Linked DNA regions of Homo sapiens: all the other regions are linked to region 1. A link is a loop called in an ENCODE intact Hi-C map of the cell type or tissue named here. Cell type or tissue: heart left ventricle. All regions are shown on one strand. Links, peaks and the distances in the headings refer to the core of each region. The heading gives the core; the rest is flanking DNA.

Region 1 (7,924 bases), core at 1,858-6,857:
CCCCTCAGTTCAGGAGATTTTTCTGAAAGTCAGGTCCTTGTCCAAATGTTATGTCCTTAATAGGACCTCTCTTACCTCCCAACCTAAAGAAACACTCTCATTCCCAGTTTCTTTACCCTGCCTTTCTTTCTATATATGTATCACTACCTACATTATATTATAAATGTACCTATTTAACTGTTTATTTTCTGTCTTCCTCAATAGAATATATGTTCCAGGAGGGCTGTGGCTTTGTTTTCCTTTTCCATCATTCAGCCATCCTAGGTACACAATAAGCAGTTTTTGTTTGTTTGTTTGTTTTTTGTTTTTGAAATAGGGTCTCACTTTGTCACCCAGGTTGGAGTGCAGTGGTGCGATCTCGCCTCACTGCAGCCTCGACCTCCTGGGCTCAAGCAATTCTCCCACCTCAGCCCCGCAAGTAGCTGGGACTACAGGCATGTGCCACCACACCCAGCCAATTTTTTTGTATTTTTTGTAGAGACAGGGTTTCACTATGTTGCCCAAGCTAGTCTAGAACTCCTGAGCTCAATCGATTTGCCTGCCTCGGCTTCCCAAAGTGCTAGGATTACAGATTACAGGCATGAGCCATGGCACCCAGCCCTCAACAAGGATTTTTTTTTTTTTTTTTTTTTTGAGACAGTGTCTTGTTCTGTCACCCAGGCTGGAGTGCAGTGGTGCGACCCTGGCTCACTGCAACCTCTGCCTCTTGGGTTCAAGTGATTCTCCTGCCTCAGCCTCCCGAGTAGCTGGGATTACAGGCGTGCACCAACACGTTCAGCTAATTTTTGTATTTTTCATAGAGGTGGGTTTCATCATGTTGGCTAGGCTGGTCTTGAACTCCTGACCTCAAGTGATCCACCTGCCTCGGCCTCCCTAAGTGCTGAGATTACAGGCATGAGCCACTGTGCCCAGCCACAATAAGCAATTTTTAATGGACTTAAGGAATAAAATGAGTCCGTACTGCAAACCTACAAAAGAAAAGCCTCTAAGAGCTGCATTCAAACACGTGGAGGAGCTACTTTGTGGAAGAGGTTTTTCCCACATGGCCAGGACAGAATGATGAGTGAGTGCTCAAGGAAAAAAGATTTGAGAATCTCAGGCTTTGTGGAAAAAAAACATTTCTAAGAGTTGGAAAGGGTGGGTCACTTGGGGTGTCCCTGCCACTGGTTGTATTTCCACGGATTTGAGAAAACCACTTGTCAGGGATACCGTTTGGTTTTTGAATGAGATGATACTTAAGACTGTTTCCTATTCCAAAATTTTATGAGGTTGTCACAGGTTAGGCCACCTCTTTCTTATTAAAAAGTATTTTTAAAATTTGGTCTGCTGAAGTAATTTTCCTATGTGAACACACCTTCAGTGTTTTAAATGTGACCATGGATTCGATTTATAGAAACCATGCCCATTTTCTGAAGCACGGTTTGGACTATGTGAGATTTGGAGGAGGAAGATTTTGGTTTCATGAGAAGTATGTATCACTGTGAGGGCATCTTAAGAATGATTAGGATGTACCTCATTTTTTTAAATCTACATAACCAATGTGCTCATCACCCTTATAAATAGTCATAAATGTTGCTTTCTGGGTATTTTTCTAGATAAGACATTGCATCTGTTCCAAGGAGAATGATTTTAGCACTCAATAGCTGAGAAAGGAAATGAATTATCCCATTGTAACTACTAGGGCAATTTAGGTAGTCAGTCACACCTTGGTATGGACAGACAGACAAAAGAATAAACAAGATTCTGCTATGCTTTTTCAATGAGGCCAAAGTTTTCTTTCTCCCTTTCCTTCCTTCCTTCCTTCCTTCCTTCCTTCCTTCCTTCCTTCCTTCCTCTCTCTTTCTTTGAGTCGGAGTCTCGCTGTCACCCAGGCTGGAGTCCAGTGGCGCAATCTCAGCTCACTGCAACCTCTGCTTCCCGGGTTCAAGCACTTCTCCTGCCTCAGCCTCCCGAGTAGCTGGGACTATAGGCATGCGCCACCATGCCTGGCTAATTTGTTGTGTTTTAGTAGAAATGGGGCTTCACTGTGTTGCCCAGCCTGGTCGAGAACTCCTGAACTCAGGCAATCCACCCACCTCGGCCTCCTAAAGTGCTGGGATTACAGGGGTGAGTCACCACGCCCAGCCCTTTTTTTTTTTTTTTTAAATAGCACTAAATGTTTAATACTAACACAGATCTCAGAGGAAACTGAACAGGGGTCTGGTGTTTTTAGAAAGCAAAACAGACAAACAAACTAATGAAAAAATGTTTGTAGAGGACTTTGTGTTTTTGACTTAGAGGAAAAGGGACAAAATATCAGTGCAGAAGGACTCCAGGCAGCTTCCAGCTCAGATCTCCAGCACTGACTCACTCCCACAGATCTCAAGCAGGCCAGGAGCTGTGATACCGCCTGGAAGTGTGTCGTGGGAATTTGTGATTATTTCTCTGGCTATGTGATGAGATTTTCGCTGCCTAAAATCCCCAGAGGTTAGAACCACATGGCTAGCGTTCTGTTAACCTAGTAAGTGAGAAAAGAAAGTCTTTCCTGGAATTCTGAATTGTAAAAATTTATTTCAAAAAGCAAGCAAAAAAGCCCAAACATAATGTTGGCACATTAAAAACAAGCAAACAACAACAACAGCAACAAAAACCCAACAAAAACTGAGCTACGTAAAGGTAGACACGGGGATATCAGCCAGATACTAGAACAGTTTCATGAGAAAGGAAGGAAAGTATGAGGATGTTTGACACCAGTTCCTAGGAACTTCCCGGGAAATGAATTTGTAGGGGAATAGGATCAGTGAAGGCACAGCAGATCCAAGATCACGATTTGGGATGCCTCTATTCGTCCCAAGAGAGAGGACAACTGATGTTCTTCCCAGGGCAGGAGCACCAGATAGTGGCTTTCCTATGTGACTCTGCATCATGGGGCTTTGGGTCTGATCCCATACCCCAATGCTATCCGCAGGGCCTGTATCCTGGTTCTTTTTGTGCCCTACAATCGGTGGAGTCAAGACACCTAACACTAGGTTCTGCTTGTTTATGTGTTTACAGGCTCACTACCCTTGCTGGGCTGCAAGCTCCTTAAGGACAGGAAGGAATTTTGTCCTCCACGGTATTCCCTGCATCTAGCAGAGTCCCAGTCCCAGAGTAAGCGCTCAGTAAAGAGTTTTCAAGTGTTACTATTAAATGAAGTGAAAAGGTCCAAAGAAATGCAAACCTGGCATTACCCCTGTTCTAACCAGAGGCAAAGTGTGCACTCTTGGTATGAGAGAGGATTTCCCGCTCTTGTGTCTTGGATTTTCAAGTACTGAGCCCCAGGAGTCACCTTGTCGCCTGATAACTCATTTCTTCGGTGATGTGGGTAGCCAAGGCAGGGTCTGAGTCCTTGGTCACTACTGAACCCCCACGACAGCGCCTGGCACCCGGGAGATGATCAGTAGGCATTCGTTGAATAAAATAATAAAAGCGACTGCTCCTGGCCTGACTTCTGCCTAGCAGGCTGCCGTCATTACCCAATAAATTGGCCTCTTTCAAAACAGGACACGTTAGGAAATGGAATTTCCCTAAAAGGAAAAGCCAGTAGGGTGGCAGGCCCCTTTCGCTACGCTTTCTGAGAAGGTGAGAAGGAGAAAGACGGGAAAGGGAGAAAACTTCCCAGGGTGATGGGTCCTGCACTGTCCTTTGATCTTGGGTTTGAGAGCTGAGCCCACTCTCCTGGCCATAAAACCCCAGAAACAAGAGCCAGTAGGTTTGGAGGCCGGCAAGGCATTTCCTCCCCACGTGACGAGGTGGCTCCTCTCCGCGCCTGCCGCAGCGCGCGCAGCTGCCGGCGTTTCAAAGGTGAGGACCGGCAGCCTCGTGGCTGGGCCGCGGTGCGCTCGGGGAGCGGGCAGGCAGGGGGCGGTGCCCGCTCCGGCTCTCGGCGCCCCTCCCCTGCCCGCCCCCTCCTCCTCGCGCCTCCATTTGGTGAACTCACAATAGGTTCCCAAGCCAGGAAAGAGACACCTGCCGGTGGCATGCGGCAATGCGGGGCCCGCGAGTCCTCCCGACACGCAGTCCAGGCCAAGGCCCGCCCTGGAGAACTGAGCAGAGCGGGCCGCGCCGGGACTGCACGCGCTTCTCCTTTGCAAGCCGGTTCTTCATTCAGCTTCCAAGGACACAACATGATCTCATCTTTCGACGCTCTTCCAAACATCTTACAACAGGCATAGGTCCACGTATGGGGGACCCCAAATGTCCCGCCAGGCTGGCCCCCGACGCTGACCGTTCCCGGAGCTGCTGGGCCCGCAGAACACAAGAGCGTTGCTCCGCAGTCAGCGGTCACTAAAATAGAGAGAGCAAAGCCTCATTCGATTTCTTTTATGTTCCCTTAGGCTGGCCAGCTTGTTCTCTGGCCACCCGTGATCCACCTCGTGATCCACCCGCCTCGGACTCCCAAAGTGCTGGGATTACAGGCGTGAGCCACCGCGCCTGGCCTTCTGTAATATATATATATATATTTTATATATATATTATATATATATATATATAATATATAATATATATGGCCTGGTGTGGCGGCTCACGCCTGTAATCCCAGCACTTTGGGAGGCTGAGGTGGGCAGATTGCTTGAGGTCAAGAGTTCGAGACCAGCCTGGGCAACATGGCAAAACCCTGTCTCTACTAAAATTACAAAAATTAGCTGGATATGGTGGCTTCTGCCTATAGTCCCAGCTACTCAGGAGGCTGAGGTAGGAGAATCACTTGAACCCGGGAGGTGGAGGTTGCAGTGAGCCAAGAGTGCACCACTGCACTCCATCCTGGGTGACAGAGTGAGACCCTATCTAAAAAAAAAAAAATAAAAACAACAAAAAAAGAAAATGCCAGAGTGTATCTCACATAGCAAAGGTAGTTTCCAGAAACTTCTGTTTAAGATATATATTGCGGGGGGCGGGTGCACAATATCATCTCTGTGACGTTCTTAATAAAAAAAATGCATAACCTCAGTCCAATCATGAAAAAACATCATACAAACCAAAATTGGGGGACACTCGACAAAACACCTCTTCAAAACTGTCAAGGTCATGAAAGTCAAGGAAAGACTGAGGAAAAAGTCACAGACTACAGGAGACTAAAGAGACAGGCAGCTGAATGCAATGCAGGGTCCTGAATAGGACCCTGGAACTGAAAAGGGGTATCAGTGGAAAGCTGGTGTCTTCAGTTTGGTTGATAGTATCATGCCGATGTTGATTTCCTGAATATGACAATTGTACTATGGTTACACAAGTTGTTAATAGTAGGGGAAGCTGGATGAGGGATATATAAAAATTTCTTGGACTATTGTTGCAACTTTTCTGCAAGTCTAAAATTAGTTCAAAATAAAAATGTGTTTTTGTATGCGTGAACGACAGGGGGCTCGTGATGTAGAATATGTTTCTTATAATGGGCTGTGGTGGAAAATGTTCACAAGCCACCTCCCTTGGGTGTGGAAGGTGTCCGGAGGCACCAGCCTGGGCCAGGCGGTGAGGGTAGCTTCTGGAGCTGAGGTTCCTGGAGGGTTTGTGGGTGTAATGGGGGTGAGTAAGAAGCTGCTGGTGACAGATCATGGTCAGATTTGGTGGTAGCTGGAATGATCACGGTGTCTCTAGGCATTTCAATCCAAGCCACCTATCTGCTGTTTGACAGAGGCTGTAGATTCCAGAAGGGCGAGGAACTCTGACCCCGTGAAGTCTGAGAGGTGGGCATCAGGGATCCTGAAGCTGTCACAGTGCTATTCTGTTACAACCTCAAGCAGCCACTTGTGGGAAGTTATATGTCAGGAAGAGAGACTTTTGGAGGATTGGTGGTGTTTGATAGTCTGGAATTGTGTTATCGCTTTTTTCTTTTCTTTTCTTTTCTTTTTTTTTTTTTTGTGAAGGAGGAGCTAATTTCAGCCCTAAACCATAGTTTCTCTGACTGCCCAAGGCTGTAGGCAGATAAATGTCCCTCTTTCACCAGGAATCTTTCAAGCAACTTGGAGAAATAAAAGGTTTGGTGAGGCAGCTGCTTCTAATACCTATACCCCAGCTTTGAAAACATATGGAATTAGAACAGCAGTTCTTGACTGGCGGTGACTTTGCCCCCCGCCCCGCCCAGGAGACATTTGGCAATGTCAGGAGACATTTTCAGTTGTCACACTGGGAGAGAGTGTATGTGTGTGTGTTACTGGCATCTAGTGGGTAGGGGCCAGGGATGCTGTAAACATCCTACCATGCACAGGACAGCCCCCTCCACCAGCACAGTGGAAAATCATTCAGCCCAAGATGCCAACAGTCCTGAGAATGAGAAACCCTGAGTTAGAGGAGATGAAAAGCCGATGTCTGTATACAGTCCAGAAAGTTGCCTGGGTGCTTTTCACAAAAGAAAGGGTTTTAAGCTCCATTTCTTGGCTTGATTTCAAGTGGATAATTATAACCTGCCTACCTAAAATTTACACTTTAATTTTCAGTGGGTATCTTTCTTCAGTTCATGCTTAAACAAGCTAAATGTGGCTGTGTTCTTGACAACAGGGCAATATTCCATGGCTGAGTCGGTTACAGGTCAACAGTGGGTGAAACAATTGGTCTGCAAAGTGATTTGAAGCCTTCGGGGGCTAAAAAGCACTAAAATAAGAAACCTGGGACATTATCATCATTATTAATTATTAGTGATATTACAGCACTTATTCAGCCACTCTCAGGATTCCCACAGGATTCCCATTAGTGCTAAGGTCAAAATCAGATTCCTGACCTTCAGTCCAACACTACTTAGAATTAATATGTTAGCTGTTAGAAGCCGGGAGCTGTCACGCTGCATGTCCCTGCTGCTCCAGTGTTTGGGAGAGGCTTTGCACTGGAAACATTGAGCTTCAAAGCAAACCTTCAACCTTCTATTTGTACTCACTGTTCCCATATATAGAACAGAGCAGCACACACTTGTCTATTGCTTCAAGGCAAGAGCAAATTCTGAAGGTATTAAATAGAGTCTTACTTCAACCAAACAAGAGAGCCCAGAGAAAGCTAAGGACAAGGTTCTGTCCCTTCCCTTACATTTTAAAGATTTTATTTATTTATTTATTTATTTATTTATTTATTTATTTATTTTTTGAGATGGAGTCTTGCTCTGTTGCCCAGGCTAGAGTACAGTGGTGTGATCTCGGCTCACTGCAACCTCCACCTCCCAGGTTCAAGCGATTCTCCTGCCTCAGCCTCCTGAGTAGCTAGGATTACAGGTATGCACCACTATGCCCGGTTAATTTTCCTATTTTTAGTAGAAATGGGGTTTCACCATGTTGGTCAGGCTGGTCTCGAACTCCTAACTTTGTGATCCGCCCATCTCAGCCTCTCAAAGTGCTGGGATTACAGGCATGAGCCACCGCGCCTGGCCTAGATTATAATAATTTAGAGTGGCAGAATTTAAGATCAGGATCCAAGCTGCAAACTCTTAAACTGAAGGGTTATTGTTTTAGAAGCCACACAGATCAGTTTATGAAACCTGATTTGGCTTTTTTTTTTTTTTTTTTAAAACAGCATTTAAATGTTAAACAAGCCTGGACAGCTACAGACAGGCAACAGGCATAAAAGAAGCAGGCTTAAAAAAATTTTTTTATTTTTGGTGTGTTTGTTCATTTTCCCTGGGATTTCTGTCTTTAGAAAGATAATATCAATTTCATCTTTAGTAACCTGGAGTTTTGGCAAAGTGTGCTTTCTGGAATTTTGAATGGTAATATCTGTCGTTTCTCTGCTTGACACAGCTTTATTTAAATAGCTTTAAAATTGAGACTCCTCTGGCATGACTCTTCCTTTAAAATCCATATAATTTCATAGTACAAGTGCTACCTTTCATATATGGACAAGGTGCCACTGACTTTCTTGATTTTTTACTAGTTGATTCGTCTGTACCCTCTCACGAGGACCCTTAAAAACATGCCTTTCGAAGGTGTTA
Region 2 (7,924 bases), core at 1,477-6,476, 93 kb after region 1:
TCTTCATTATTTAAGCCTCCAGGTCTGGTAACAGGAGTTTACTCCATACAAATTGTTTCCAGTCTTGTAAAAGAAGTGATCAAATGAGACATGCAACTCACCTTGAGATAATTTCTAAAGGGAGTAGTTAACAGAATCTTTCTTCTGGGTGGTGCCCAGTTCGAAAGGGATACTGAAAAGTCAAATCCTTTTATTATCTTGTGTCTTCATTTCTAGTTGGAGAAGGGAGTTGAGAGGTAAACAGATGAGGAAGTGTTACTTCTCCTGCGAAGACATAAAGTCTAGTATACTCTAGTGGATATTTTCTTCTAACTATGGCTTCTTTAAGAAATTTGAGTCAAATAGCTAAACCTATGTTTTTACTAGAAACTATTTTAATAGATAATATATTTATATTTATAAAATAAATGTATGCTTATTTGGCTTAACCCTAAAGTGAAACATCATATAAAACATGTATAATTTGTAGACACATTGGAATTCAATGGAAAAATACATTATTAAATAATGTATGATTATTTCCTTATTATCCATGGGGAAAATTACAGAATTGGCCACTCGTCGGCTACGTGCTTATCCTCTGAGATTTTTTTCTTTTAAAATAGGAGGTATTCACTTTTCTAATCACCGTGAATAGGAAGTCCTGTGGAATGTTTTCAAGGGGAGCTTAGTGGAGGAACAGTGATGGGGATGGGGGGCTCTGTGCTGCTCAGATTCTCGCTGTGTGCACCATCTTATCTGTCAACAGTGGCAGTTCAGGAAAAAGGGCAGCTATCTAAGTGATGGTGGCATTTAGAATCTTTGTGGTTTGAGCTCTCAGTCCAACTCTTGGATTTCTCTCCCAAGTGACCTCAGACCTATTTGACTTACGTACTACATTTCTGGAAAAAGCAGATGGATTTTTCCAGAACCACAAGCTGTGTTCTTTTAAAACTGTGATCACTTTCAGCAGCCACTGAGATGTACAAATAGTCCAAAGAGCAGTGGTTGCCAACCTTGGCTGCATATTAGAATCACTTGGGAAACTTTAAAAAAATACTGGTGCCCAGTTCCTCCCCACCAGATTAAATTTTAATTGGCCAGGGTGGGACCTAGACACCTGCATGTGTGAAGCTCCCCAGGGGATTCCAGTGTGCTACAACTTAGAGAATCACTGCTCTAAAGACATGCTGAGAAGAAAGACCTTCCCCTTCCCTCACTGGCTGGCTGCTTGTGCACCTTTAGACATGGTAGCAACAGGGGTGTTATACAGGTGATAATAAGCTGCAAAATTACTGAATGGCTGCAATGAAAGGCACTGTCAAAGCAAAGAGGTTATAACGAGTATTACTCTTATTATTTTATTAGAAAACATTGCTAATACCAGACATCTATGGATTACCAGCTCAGTTATGAAGCACTTTCACATATACCACCTTTTTTGTCCTCATAGGCACCCTGTGAGGCAGAGAGGGAAGGTATGATTATGTACATTTTTTTTTTTTTTTGAGATGGAGTCTTGCCCTGTCACCAGGCTGGAATGCAGTGGCCCGATCTCGGCTCACTACAACCTCCACCTCCTGGGTTCAAGTGATTCTCCTGCCTCAGCCTCCCGAGTAGCTGGGACTACAGGCATGTGCCACCACACCCAGCTAATTTTTTTGTACTTTTAGTAGAGACAGTGTTTCACCATATTAGCCAGGATGGTCTTAATCTCCTGACCTTGTGATCCGCCCGCCTCGGCCTCCCAAAGTGCTGGGATTACAGGCGTGAGCTACCGCGCCCGGCCGATTATGTACATTTTTTATAAGTGAGTAAATGAAGGTCAGAAGGTTGAATGGGGCCAAACCTGGTGGCTCATGCCTGTAATCCCAGCACTTTGGGAGGATCCCTTGAGCCTAGGAGTTCAAGACCAGTCTGGGCAACACAGCAAGACCCGTCTCTACAATAAATTTAAAAAATTAGCCAGGTGTGGTTGGCACACATCTATGTAGTCCCAGCTATTCAAGAGGCTGAGGCAGAAGGATCGCTTGAGCCCAGGAGTTCAAGGATGCAGTGAGCTATGATCGTACCACTGCGCTCCAAACTGGGTGACAGAGTGAGACCCTGTCTTTTTTTTTTTTTTAAAAAAAAAAGGTAAACGACATGTCCAAGATCATACACCTTAATAGCTGGCAGACTTGGGGTTAGAGTCCAAGTTTTTTTGTTGCTATTCCCTTTCAACAAATTGGCACTATTATACCTTAGAATCCCAAACAGTCCTAGTCAGTTGCTGTGTGATCCACAGTTGTTTAACCTCTGTGAACCTCAGTTTCCTCACCTACAAAATGGGTATAATACTTGTACCTATTTTACAAGGCTGCTCTGAGCTCAAATAAGCTGAAAAAAGATAAAGCGTCTCACAGACTATAAAAATAGATACAAATATAAGCTGTTGCTATTATTATAACTAGTAGGAGAAGGCAGTAGTTTGAGAGAGGTCATGTTATTTATGATGCTGTTATCCTGCTCTTAGGATTTTAAATTAAGCCCAAAACAAGGAGAACATATCTTATTCTTTTTAATATAGTCTGCATTTGTTTTTGACCTAGTTTGTTTATTCACTAATTCAACATCCAGGGTTGCAGAATTGACCTGAGCAGACCAGGCTTCCGAGGGTCAAAAAAGCGTCTGAAGGAGAGACACTGAGTGCATTCTGGGTTCACATTCCCCTCCTCTACTGCATTCCTGAATTTTCTGCCTCACAGCGGCATCTGAAGCAGTGGCTGTATGTGTCCTTAACCACCCTTCAAGTCCACAACATGTCATATTACCTCATTTTGGCTCCCTGGGACTATTTTGGAGGACCTGAATTAGTCATGTGGGGTACTTGATTAAAAATCACTTGAACAGCCCTTTTCTTTTGCTCAACACTGGGTCTCTCTGTTTGAGAGCAGACCTGGGTTAGAAGAGCAATGCCTGAGGTTTCTCTCGTAAGAGATGAAAATAGGGAATCAGTTAAGAAAAAAAGGCCGGGCGCGGTGGCTCACGTCTGTAATCCCAGCGCTTTGGGAGTCTGAGGCGGGCGGATCACAAGGTCAGGAGATCGAGACCATCCTGGCTAATACGGTGAAACCCCATCTCTATTAAAAATACAAAAAAATTAGCAGGGCATGGTGGCAGGCGCCTGTAGTCCCAGCTACTCAGGAGGCTGAGGCAGGAGAATGGCGTGAACCCGGGAGGCGGAGGTTGCAGTGAGCCGAGATCGCGCCACTGCACTCCAGCCTGGGCGACAGAGTGAGACTCTGTCTCAAAAAAAAAAAAAAAAAAAAAAAAGAAAAAAGATGAAAGAAATGGGTTCTTTAAATCTCACTTTCATCATTCAATCCACTGTCAGTGAGACATCTGATGGTACTTAGTTGCAGATATAAAGAATCCTCATTTATAAGTACAGGTCATTTTATACCTATTTTTTTTCATTTAGCACTGTCAAGTTCCACTATTTTTTTCATAATTCTCTCCAGCACAGTGCTCTATGTATAATAGATCTTCAATAAATGTTATCAGGAACTTCTTTCTCTATTCTTAATCTCTATGACATTCATTCATTTGTTCATATAAGAAACATCTATTAGGTTTTGACTTTATGTCAGGCACTATGCTAGGGCTGGGGATACGAAACTGTAGAGACCTACTCCCCATTCTTAAGGAACTTGTCTAGTGGGAAAACAGAGAAGTGAACAGATGATTCAATTCAGAGTAAGTGCTGTGATGGTGGGGGCACAGGGTTCTATGGGGCACATGGAAAGAAGACTGGGGTCAGGCAATGGGTTCCAGAGGCAATGCCTGAGCTGATTCTTGAGGGGCAAAGAGGAGCTGGGAAGGTGACAGGTACAGTAGGGGAAGGTGGGTATAGGCAGAAGGAGGACATGTGTAGGCACAGAGGTCTGGGAGCATAAGGAGGCAGAAAACAAGGAAGAGAGAGCAGGCCAGGTCACCATGTACTCTGCACTGCATCCTGCAGGCTGTGTTTGCTACACCTACTAGTAGTTCATGAATTAAATGTAAATGAAATAGGATAGAGAACATCAGAGCACAGGACAGTAACAGGACAGTAACTGAGGCCCTCAGTCCAACAACCTGCAAGGAACTGAATTCTGGCAACCACCATGAGAGCCTGGAAGCAGATCCTTCCCATGTCAAGCCTTCAAAAGAGATCCCAGCCCTGGATGACAACCTTGACTGCAGCCTCATGAGACATCCTAGAGCAGAGAAGTCACTAAGCTGTGACTGGATTCCTGACCCACAGAAACTGTGAAGTAAATATGCATTGTTTTGAGCAAGTTTGTGGTAATTTGTTATGCAGCAATAGATAACCAACATGCAGCCTAATTTATATTTGACTTCCTCTGCTTCCTTAGCTTCAGCCTTACATTCCTGACTTGACAACCCTCATACAGTGACACCTACATCAAACCCAAATACGCTTTCATACATTCACACTCATCAGAGCAGCAAAAATAGAAATGTCAGATAATTCCAAGATATGATGAAGTGGGAATTCTCTTACATTGCTGTTCTGACAGTACATGAATACAGTTACTTTAGGGAACATTGATGAAATCTAGGAAAACTGAAGATGAACCCTTTGCTATCTATCATTCTACTTCTTGGATAAACTCTCCAAAACCTTTCACACATACGTACATGGAAATATTCAAGAATGTTTATTGTACAACCTTTGGTATTAGTGAAGGATAGAAATAAACTAGTCATCAAAGGAAACAGATGAATGGTATTATATGGTTACGGCAATTAAAATGAGTGAACTAAATCTATTAATGTATAAATCTCAGAAATATATTGTTGAATAAAAAAAGGCAACCTCAAGAAAGCATAGTATAACAACATTTATAGAAAGCTTGAAAATATGCAAAATGATATTATGTAATGCCTGTAATATACAGATATGTAATAATAGTAAAAGAACATGAATCCAAAAATAACATCAAAATCAGGATGTGGTGAGTACCAGGGTTTCTTTTTTGTTATGCAACTCTCTATAATTCTTTTTTGTGTTTTAAATTAAAAAAAACTAAAATGCTTTTCTGTCATGAAGGTGTAAATCCTGGAACAGATCGAGAAGGAAGAAACATATGGTTCTTCCAAATCTTATGTAATTGCCATACTTACTTTATTTCATCTTAACTTCACTTTCAGACAGTAAGAACAGGTAACCAGTAATTTGGGAAAAAGGGATCAAGATGAGGTTGAGTAAGTGCTGTTAGAATCCTTTATTGTCAGTGATGATTTTTTTGGAAATGTGAAAATTGAGGTGAGACTTGAGAAAGGAGTGAGGCAGACCAGCGAACATAAGGAGAGAATATCAGGGAGAATCAGATGATGAACAGTTTGCTTGAATAGTTAACCATTTAGGAACGATTCATGTAAGCCAACGTTTATGATTTTGTATCATTTATGCACATAAATCACAAAGATGACCTCAAATGCATGAGAAACAGGAGGGAAGAAAGGAAATGGAATTTTCCTCCAAAACTCATCACTCTCAATTCTCTATAGTGGAAGTAGAACAGACTTAAGAAAAATAGGAAAAGAAAGGATTTCAGACATGGGAGGGGCCCTGGAGAGGGCTTGCATCTCCTTAGAAGGGGAAACGGGATCCCAGCTGTACTGCTCCTTTTTCATTCATACTTGAAATGTTCTGTGGTTGGGGTTGCCTGGCACAACGCTGTCTTCTATGAATAGAAAACCTGATCACAAGCTGCTCTTCCTCTGTGACATGCCACCTACATTGTAACATGCTTCAGTGGGTAAATCAGAGGATGACATGCTTTTCAATTCACTAGAAGATTCTCTGCATGGCACAAACGAAGTAACTCTTGCCAACATTTGCCTGAGTAATTCACTTTGAGTTATGTATTCTTCTACCAAATGCAAGGTCCTAAAACAGTTAGGTGAAAAAAGTGTTGCTAATGTCTTAGTATCTAGCAGAGTATCTGCAATGACTTACTGCAGTGCTCAATGAAAATACTATTCCTCCAGCTATCACAGATGACTATATATCCATTCATTGAGTTATGTGCCCACAACACTCCAAGTGTTACAAATCCACTTAACAGCCTCAAGTCCTGGGTTTTCTGTTCATATTTCTGAATTAGCATAAAGAAATGCAAAATCACAAGCAAGGAGAATCCTCATAGATCGCTGCCAAGAGGTTTTGTGTTTATCTTGGCATACATAAGAAATATTTTGAGTTCCTGAAATGTGGAGCAGTTCTTTTTATTAGGAATATGTGATTAAGTGAGTTTCACTTCTAATGGGAGACTGAGGCATAAGTATAGTAAGTTCACGAATAAAATAGAGCAAAAGCCTCATTTTGACTGGATAAGGCAAAAACATAGGTATTAGGTATTAGTATAAGGTTCTTCATTTCCTCCTCTTGTCTACTAGCTCTTTGGATTACATGAGAGAAAAGGCAGCATCAGAGAGAGAAAATTGACACCTTGAAAATCCACCTTTTAAATCCTTCTCTTCCACTCAGTCAAGTTCCATTTCACTGTATGAGGTCTCTGGTAGTAGTTCCCGGCTTTCTTCATCATTAACTTTCTGCTTCCTCTCACTTGCTAATAACGAGTAAAACTGTAACAAGTAAAGAAGCTGAATTTCTGCATATCTGAGAGAGGACAGATTCCATATGGGTTCAGGCCATACTCTGATGGACAACTGCAGGCTCACCGCTAGTGATCCCTACAGGTCAGGCTGTGACTGGGGTCCAACAGTGACAACTGCTATAGTGGAACAGGATCTTTGCTTTTCATGGACCTGAAATCCAGAGTACCTCTACATGTTAGGACTGGCCCCTTAGCTGCATCTCAGGTCATCTGGCTATTTAAGAACTCCCAATCCTCTAAAGCAGTGTTTCTTAAACCCTTTTGATGGACACTTATGGCAGGAAGTACATCTTACTTAACAATCCATATTAGTCAGGGTTCAGTCAGGAAAAAAGAAACTTTAAGTAGGTATTTTAAGAGCAAGAATTTAGCACAGGGAATTGATTAGACAGATGTTCAAGGACTGAAAAATTAAAAAAGGAACACTGGAGTAATACATAGGTTATAACTGCAAGAAGCAGCTCCCGCCTGAAGGGCTGGAGATCAAAGGGAGGAGAGGAGGTTGGGGTTTGTAGGAAAGGCCTGTTGAAGCTGGGGCACAGGCTCCTGAAGAGGGACACTGTCTGGCTGCTGCTGCAGGTAATGCTTTGGGGAGGAGGGAGAAGAGATGCGATGAGGCTGGTTGAGATACAATAAGAAGCTGGAGACAAGTAAAACTGCCACCAGGCTAAAAGTCTGTGGCAGGAGTGATGCTGCCAAGCATAGCAGGCTGTCAGGAAGGAGCAAGTTGCTTCCCTCTCCTCCAGCCTTGTGCTCTTCCTCTGGTCCTGCTGTGCTGCCCCAGCCTCTCCACCCAGATGACAGAGGAGAAATGTGGTTTGCACAATTCTAGCCCCACCAACACAAAGCAGAGGACAGAGGGTAGGTTTGAAGCTGAAAGATGACAGCTCAGTAACTGCCATACGATACTTGACCCTAACCATGCACATACCCTCTGGATTTCATTTTCTACCGCATTCTATTGCATTCTACTTTACCCTACACTACCTTACCTTATCACTTTTTAAATATGACAAAGCCGGAAGAGACCCATCACATTGACTTCATGACCTACTAATAGACTGTGACCCACAGTGAGGAAAACTCTGCTCTAGATCTTTACGGTAAGAGGGCCTGAACGTTGGAATTCAGTGCTACTTACATACTGAATTCCTTCCACAGCAACAGCGACTTAAGGAATTACCTCCCAAGGTACTCCTCCACTGAATATGTATGGGGGCCCACAGTTATAGGCTTCAGGGAAATTTATATCAAGAGGCTGCAAATGTCCTGCA
Region 3 (7,924 bases), core at 1,586-6,585, 170 kb before region 1:
TGCTATCAGGATTGGGTTTTGGTGAGGACGCTCTTCTGGGCTATATATGGCCTTTTTTTTTTTTTTTTTTAAAGAGACTGGGTCTCATGCTGTCACCCAGGCTGGAGTGCAGAGGTGTGATCATAGCTTGCTGCAGCCTCAAATTCCTGGGCTCAAGCCATCCTCCTGCCTCAGCCTCCTGAGGAGCTGGGACCACAGGTGTGTACCACTGTGTCTGACTATTTTATTTTCTTGTAGAGATGGAGTCTCACTCTGTTGCCCAGGCTGGTCTCAGACTCCTCTCCTTGAGTGATCTTCCCACCTCAGCCTCCCAAAATACTGGGATTACAGGTGTGAGCCCCTGTGCCCAGCTCTAGTCTCTTCTTATAAGGACACTGATCCTATCAGATCAGGGCTCCACCTTTGACCTCACTGAACCTTAATTACTCCTTAGAGGTCACGTCTCTAAATACAGTCACATCAGGGATTAGGACATATGAATTTGGGGGAACACAAATATTCAGTCCATGACAGCGACAATTCTGGAGAGTATTTGAAGATAAAATCAGCACAAGTTGGTAATCGATTTGATGTGGGGAGTGAGGTGGAAGGAGGAGTTTAGGATGACTCTCAGGTTCTCACAAAGATGCAGAGGAGGGGCAAGCCTGTGGGGTGAATGAACAGCAGTTCGGTTGAGGTTACTGTAGTTCAGCACTTGGAAAGCTTCCAGGAGATAGTTGCGATGCTGATGTGGAGAGAGGCAGCGACGTGTGTGGATGGCAGTGGAAGCCACAGGCTGGGTCACATCACCTAGGGAAAACATGTAGAGTGAGAAGACATGTAGGACTGCCAAGATGGAAAAATATTTACGAGGCAAGCAGAAGAAAGCAAAGGGAGACTTAAGAAATAACATACCTTTATCCCTGAACCCAAAGGAAGAGAGAATTCCAGGCAACAGGGAGTGTTTGACACATTCTGCGGCCTCTTTGTATCAAATTTGTATTCTTAGGTGAGAAAAGGGAACAGGCTTAGAATCATAGCTTTTTATTGCCCAGTAGGACCAAAAGAGATGATTTTATAATTCTTTATTCTACAAACAAGGAAGCTGAAGCCCTGCAAAGCCTTGGGATTTGTCTCTTTCATGGTACAGGCAGGAGTAGAATTTAGGTCTCCCAAGCCATTTGACTTCAATCCAGCGCTTTTTACAATACATCAAATAAAATCCACCATTGTGGGGTTTGAAAATTGGGTCTATGTTATAAAAAAAATTACACTAAATGGAGAAAGAAGCATTCAAATTTTATTTGTATATGCATTTGGGGAGAGGAAGACATAGTATAGTATAGAAAATGTCAAAGACTTTGTCTCAGAGGAGAGAATACCAATGTTGGCCTTGATGGTGATGATGAGATTGACTAGTGGAAGAGGGCCTAGAGACAGGGATTCTGTCCTTACCATATTCACAGTGGAAATGGCATGTTACCAGCGGCTCCTGTTATGTCCTGAGCACACTTAAAACGAATTTTTTTTAGAGACAGGGTCTCACTCTGTTGCCCAGGCTGAGTGCAGTGGCTTACTGCAGCCTCAAACTCGTGAGCTCAAGGGATCTTCCTGCCTCAGCCCCTGGAATAGCTGGACTACAGGCAGGTGTCACCATGCACCTAAGCACACATTTTTAAATGTGACTCTGTCTTATGTTTTTTTCCTATCATTGACTAACCCCACATTAGATACATAGCAGTACTGTATTATTAGAAAATTAATTTTAAGTCAGTACCTTATTACAGGCTTGAAACTGACAAACTTCATTACTTGGGGAGAGGAGTGGGTTCTTTTACAGGATTTCAAAATTGCCTTCAGCCACGGAGACTCCCTTAAGTGAAAATTTCTGTCAGTAACAGACAGTTTATCTTAGAATTCAGTTAATGGAGTATGTATTGAGTATCTACTATAAATGAACCACGATGTTGAGCACTTCAGGAGGTATTAATGAATTGAACAGAGTCCCTATGTAAGACATGTATGGCCTGTTGCTAGAGTGAAGGAACAGCGTCATATGAACCTTTAGACTCACAAATATTTTAATGGGGTCAGCGTAGTCAATAGGGCCAGTACATCCTCATCAGTACTTACTGAAAATATGAGCTGACTTCGAGCTGTATTTCTCACTTTCAAATTTTAAAAAACACAAACTGAAGCAAGTTTAACCACCATCATGGTTTGTATGTTAATTGCTTTCTTGTTTTTACTAACTACATAAGCATGAACTTAATATAAAAGGCTACTATTTTTTCATTTTATAACTTTATGGCATGAAAATGTATACGCTGACACTTAAAATAATAAACATATGCACACCATGCAGATACTTTTACTCGGAGTTTATATTTTTGGTAGATTTTAATATATCAATTAAGATAAAATTATACAGAATAACTGATTCCCCAACAGACACATCTTTAGTACGAGGCCATTAATAGAATTTTTATGTAGTATATGCATATTACAAAGAGTACATTGTATGGAAAATAAACCAAGCTAGATTCCTGGATTCCTAGCATGGTTTATTTAATGCAAGTATTAAATTAAAAAGTCTGGTTAGCATGCAGTTAGCATCATAAAAAGAATTTCCACATATGACTATAGTAGTATACATTTCTGCAGTAAGGACAGCCCTCTACAAAATTATGAAGTATGTAGGTATCTTGGCACAACCCATAACATTTTTTATTCCAAATATGAGAATTCTTACCACTGAAGGCATTTCATGAAAAGTTGGATCCATAATTCTCCACTAGTCAAGACTTTCAGTAGAATGAGCACCTTATTACATTCATCTTTATTTTCCTATTTCCTAGCAGGGTCATGGAAATTAGCATATTCTCAATGAAAGTTGATAAATGAATGCATTCTGCTAAAAGTAAACATTGAGAAGAAATTTTTACCGTCGATTATGTTGCCATAGTGCTATTATCACAAGAGAATTCATTTAGCAACCATTTATTGAACATCATCTATGGTAGACAGTGTGTTAGCACTAGGAATACAGAACTTAATAAGATGAGCCTTCCAGCAGTGGGATTGGGCAACAGTGGATGCAAGAGGCAAAAGAACTTCAAACAGTTGTGATAAAGAGGAAAGATAGTAATGCTATCAGAGAAATATCTACAAACAAAATAGTGTTATGCTATTAGAAAAATACAGAGTGCTGTGGGAGCCCAGAAGAGAAATTAATTCCAGTTGGACGTAGGAGTGTTTGTCAGGATTTCATATGGGAAGTGGCTTTTGAGTTAAACTTTGAATATCTCACTGGCATCTTGGGCATCTCAAATCCACTGGGTCTATACTTGTGTTCATCATTTATTCATCATTTTCCCCTTCCACCCATTCATCCCCAGCTTGCATGTCTGATAGTCTTGAACATGATTATTGATATTGCCGTTCACTGCTGGGTCCTTCCTTTTAGAAAATGCTAGATTAGGCCGGGTGCGGTGGCTCACGCCTGTAATCCCAGCACTTTGGGAGGCTGAGTTGGGTAGATCACTTGAGACCAGGAGTTCCAGATCAGCCACGGCAACCTGGTGAAACCTCGTCTCTGCAAAAAATACCAAAAAAATTAGCTGGACGTGTTGGCGCATGCCTGTAGTCCCTGCTACTTGGGAGGCCGAGGTGGGAGGATCACCTAAGCCCATAAAGTTGAGGCTGCAGTGAGCCATGATCGTGCCATTGCACTCCCACCTGGGTGGCACAGTGAGACCCTTTCTCCAAAAAAAAAAAAAAAAAGAAAATGCTAGATTCATTTGACTCCTTTTCTTTCCTCTCCAGTATTTATTTGGTCACTTTAGTTATGTGAAGTTTTGAATAATTTCCAATTTTTTACAAATTATATGGTTTGTATGTAATGAAAAGCTTATCAAAAATGTTTCAGTTTATCAGTCTACTAATCAAATATTTTTAAACTTTTAAAATTATACACAGAAATGTGGTCCTATTTTGAAACAATTCTCTCATTTTTTTCACATTAAAAAGTTCAATTCTGATTTCTAAAAATCAGAAAATCATAAAGAATTTATTATGGAGAAGCTATCCTGGTGTACAATTATGACAGTATTTTTATTTTAAATGATACTGTCCTTCTAAGAATGTGTTTCTGTCAATTTGTCCTTATCTCTACAGAACCCTGAAATTGTAGCACTACTGTAGTGTTTCTAGAGAGTAATACGTTTCTGCTGCCATTTGGAGGAGCCTGCATCACAGAGTAATGAGTTGAGTCTGACTTACAAAGATGCCTCCTTTGCAATTCAGACCCCCCAGAAGAATTTGCAGTCAAATTCCTATAATTAATGAGTTGTGTCTTCTAGATTCCTTTAAGTACTACATCTAATGGAAGTTACAATTATAACTTAATTATTTTAAATAGTAGAGATTCTGATGGTGTGCTTACACCACTGAAACAAAAGATATTCTGAAAACTGAAAGTGAAACTGTCAGCCCTTGGCATCTGTAGTTAACAAACTACTCAAGAGTTTTGTTGCTAGATATCTAGATAATTGTGAGAATAAGCCAAGAGTGTGGGAGGCTTGCTTTGCTCTTCAGATGAAATGGCTTAAGTTTTGCCAAAATCCCTGAAGGGTAATCACGGTCTCTTTTAATCCCAAGTTTCAGATAATACCCACAAATAACTTATTCTTTAGAGTGGTCTTTGGAATTAGAGAAAGCAGAAATGTATTAAAATGTATTTCATTCACTTTGTTCCTGATCCTTACACCAGGGTCAACGGAGTCACTAAGAATTAGCAAAGTTCATTGGTAAGAGATTTACCCTTCTGATATCTTGCTCTGGTGAAATACTAGAAAAATGTCTTAAGAAGTAAAAGGCAGATGTGAGAGTTAAAGGAAATTTCAGTTAATTAGCAGAGTTGCATTAAAATAATCTTACCATGGATCATGAAGTCTTGAATTCTAAATTTGCCTTTGCTGGTATAATCCTAATTAGATATTTTACTTAATTTTTGAAATTTCATAATAAATAACCCAGCTTCTATCAACAAAATGAAGACTTTGCATTTAGAATTGCCTTCAAAATGCAATCAATTCCAATGTCATTACAAAATGTAACTGAACGGTCTCTGAGAGCTAAGTTGAACACTTTATCTCTGAGATGTCGTTGCATTCTATTGCAGTTATTTTCTGACATGTGTGGGGGAAGAAAGGTATTTCCTACTTTGAGCATTTATCAACACACTTACCCTGATACCCATGAACAGTCCCACCTCTGCCTGGCATTGTTTTATACTTGCTGTTGTCACATTCATTCTTCAAGTTTTAACTCAAAGTCAGTTCTTTGAAGTCATGCTTACTCTCCCATCATGAACTTGCAAAATTAGGCCTGAAGCTATTTTATTTGCTCCCAAGTAATATCTGCTATTCAGGTATATATCAACACAGAAATTGCCTCAGGTGTAGTCTCACAATGTAGACAACTGAGTTTATCATACACCAAATTTACTAAAAGCAAATATAAACATACTAATCCATTAAATTATTTTAATATATATACGAAACTCATTATAAGTGTAGGAACGTAAATATTATTATTATACTATAAAAATATAAAGTAATACTTCTAAAATACATATACTCTTCATTTGTTAATCTTCCTTAATCCTGAACTATTTTCATTTTCTGCTTAGGTAATCTTAGTTTTCTGTAGATTCAGATGGATTTAAATGTTTTTTGTAAACCTGCTTGTGGCTTCAAAACCACTAGGCACTATGCCAGCTATTAAAAGTAGATTTTTATTCTACAGCTTAATTGTCCATAATAAAACTTGGCCATTTAGGCTGGGTACGGTGGCTCACGCCTGTAATCCCAGCACTTTGGGAGGCTAAGGCGGGCAGATCACAAGGTCAGGAGTTCAAGACCAGCCTGGCCAGCATGGTGAAACCCCGTCTCTACTAAAAATAAAAAAAATTAGCCGGGCATGGTGGCACATGCCTGTAGTCCCAGCTACTTGGGAGGCTGAGGCAAGAGAATCACCTGAACCCGGGAGGCGGAGGTTGCAGTGAGCCAAGATTGCGCCACTGCACTCCAGCCTGGGCGAGAGAGCGAGACTCCATCTCGGAAAAAAAAAAAAAAAAAACCATTTTTTTGCTAATCCTGGAAGAGGACTTTCTCACACTCATATTACTTTTTTAAGTTGTCAAACTTTCTACATTGTTTCTTGTCTTACCAAAATCAAAATAAAACAATACAGAATAAAATGACTATATATATCACAAATTTTCTTGTGATTGTGCATTCCTAATCAGAATAAGATTTTTCTTCCACCTTCTAGCTACTCTTATTCTTTTAAATTTGAATTTATGAAAATATATGTAATGAATGCACACATTTATTCATGAGCCTGACTTTTGAACATGACTATTTTTAAAAGGCCTATGATACTATTTTTTGAGAATTGATTTATGTGAAAAATCTTACAAGAATATGAAAGTGAAAGCACATTAGGTAATATATTTAGAGAATTGCCTTTATTTAAGAAGAAGGAATTGCATGAAATTAGAACTCCCCCAGAAAATACAGAATATAGAACCATCATCTCTATGGAGTGTGGCCCTTATCTATTTAATGGTATCTTGGTAGAGTGCTTAACACAGGGGCACAAAAAGATGGCCATTTAATAATAGCTTTTAATAACCAGGAGATGAACTTCCTTTGATATGAAGAAGTAACCAACATTACGCTTTTATTCTCATTGTTCCTAAGGGTGTAGGAAGCAGAGCATTTAATACAGTGCTTAAACAAGAAAGCTGCACACAAAATCAGAAGTGTACCATGTAGAAAGATGATTTACAAAAGCTCAATTACATGAAGGATATGTAAGTAGACCCCTATGTGTCAGCGTGTGGATGCAAATTGATAAACACTTACTGAAATTGCTTGTCAGAAAGCTAAGCGATCATAAAGATGCAGAAGTTCAAAGTGAAAAAGTCATCTTAGACTAAGTAAAATGAGAATCCCGTTATGCATTAAGGCAGTTTTGCAATACCTAAAAGTTTTCACTAGCATTTGGAAAGTCATAAGTGAATTTTGTAGAGAATGAGAACTTGAATCATTATTACTTTCTTTCTTCTTTATTTTTAATAGAGAAAAGGTCTCGCTATGTTGACCAGGCTGGGCTTAAACTCCTGGCCTCAAGTGATCCACCCATCTTGGCCTTCCAAAGTGCTGGGAGTAACAGGCATGAGCCATTAGTGTACTTGTTTAAGCAGAGCGAGGCTTCCAGGCAATGCCTCAGACTTCTTTTTCCCTCCTACTCTCTCGTGAGTCATCAAAACCAGTGTGCTGTCCTTCACTTACAAAGAAATCGCTGTTGACCCATCAAGGGGGAATGCACTGGGTTTGTAATAATCTGTTCTGCTTTCTCTCGTCTTCCTCCTACCAAAGCCCATGCATTTACAAACTTCTAGGCAGGCTAGGGAACTGTTGCTGCTGGCTGTAGATCAGGATTGGCATCACCAGACCTAGAGATAAAATGCACGACCTCTAGCCTCATGAACACAAGCACTGATTCAGGTTATAAAGTATTTACATTTGATTTTGGTGTCTTAAAGCCTTCTTATTTACATTTTTTATCTAATCTTCCCACCTCTACAGTTTTCTGCTGCCTAGTAACTTATACTTCTGCTCTTTATCCATGAGAGCGCACTCTGGGAAAGGTGATATAGGAAAGAAGTTGATGTGATTAAGAGCAGGGGCTTTGGAAATCAGACTGAGTAGCTCGAGGCCTGGTTCTGCTACTTAGTAAATATGTCATCTCAGACAAGTGACGCACTTATGAACATTGTCTTCTCAGTGTTCTCATCTATAAAATGGGGATAATGCCTACCTCCCAGAATCCTGTAGAGGTTAAACAAGGTAATGTATTTAAGGTGCCTAGTACA

Evidence for each region. Hi-C counts contacts between places; a loop is a spot of excess contacts. Peaks named below come from ENCODE experiments on the same cell type or tissue, not always from the same donor. Only the 100,000 strongest peaks of a DNase experiment are listed, where the experiment ranks them.
Region 2: it touches region 1 in a loop (1.9-fold over the local background); 28 of 110 quality-filtered maps call a loop at or near these places.
Region 3: a loop joins it to region 1, with 6 times the contacts of the local background. A loop is called at or near these places in 17 of 110 quality-filtered maps.

Annotation. Positions count from the first base shown.
Region 1 is chr13:30,404,528-30,412,451 of GRCh38, reverse strand. No RefSeq gene overlaps it. Among named protein-coding and RNA genes, the nearest start is that of LINC01058, 14 kb to the left of the region's middle. RefSeq lists a silencer at 3,813-3,952. In heart left ventricle, for the core only: CTCF peaks have their summits at 3,779 and 3,986; DNase peaks (open chromatin) are centred at 3,991 and 4,356; H3K4me3 peaks cover 927 bases; H3K27ac peaks cover 1,096 bases.
Region 2 is chr13:30,311,309-30,319,232 of GRCh38, reverse strand. It overlaps LINC00427 (long intergenic non-protein coding RNA 427), which reads left to right. Exons shown (of 2, transcript NR_186618.1): 2 at 2,599-2,863. LOC124903145 (a long non-coding RNA gene) reads right to left here and starts at 1,490. Exons shown (of 2, transcript XR_007063742.1): 1 at 102-1,490. In heart left ventricle, for the core only: no CTCF peak of the experiment used is centred there; no DNase peak of the experiment used is centred there; H3K27ac peaks cover 2,822 bases.
Region 3 is chr13:30,569,489-30,577,412 of GRCh38, reverse strand. It overlaps a transcript of HMGB1 not described here. Among named protein-coding and RNA genes, the nearest start is that of USPL1, 44 kb to the left of the region's middle. RefSeq lists a silencer at 7,227-7,521. In heart left ventricle, for the core only: a CTCF peak has its summit at 4,224; no DNase peak of the experiment used is centred there; H3K4me3 peaks cover 1,056 bases; H3K27ac peaks cover 679 bases.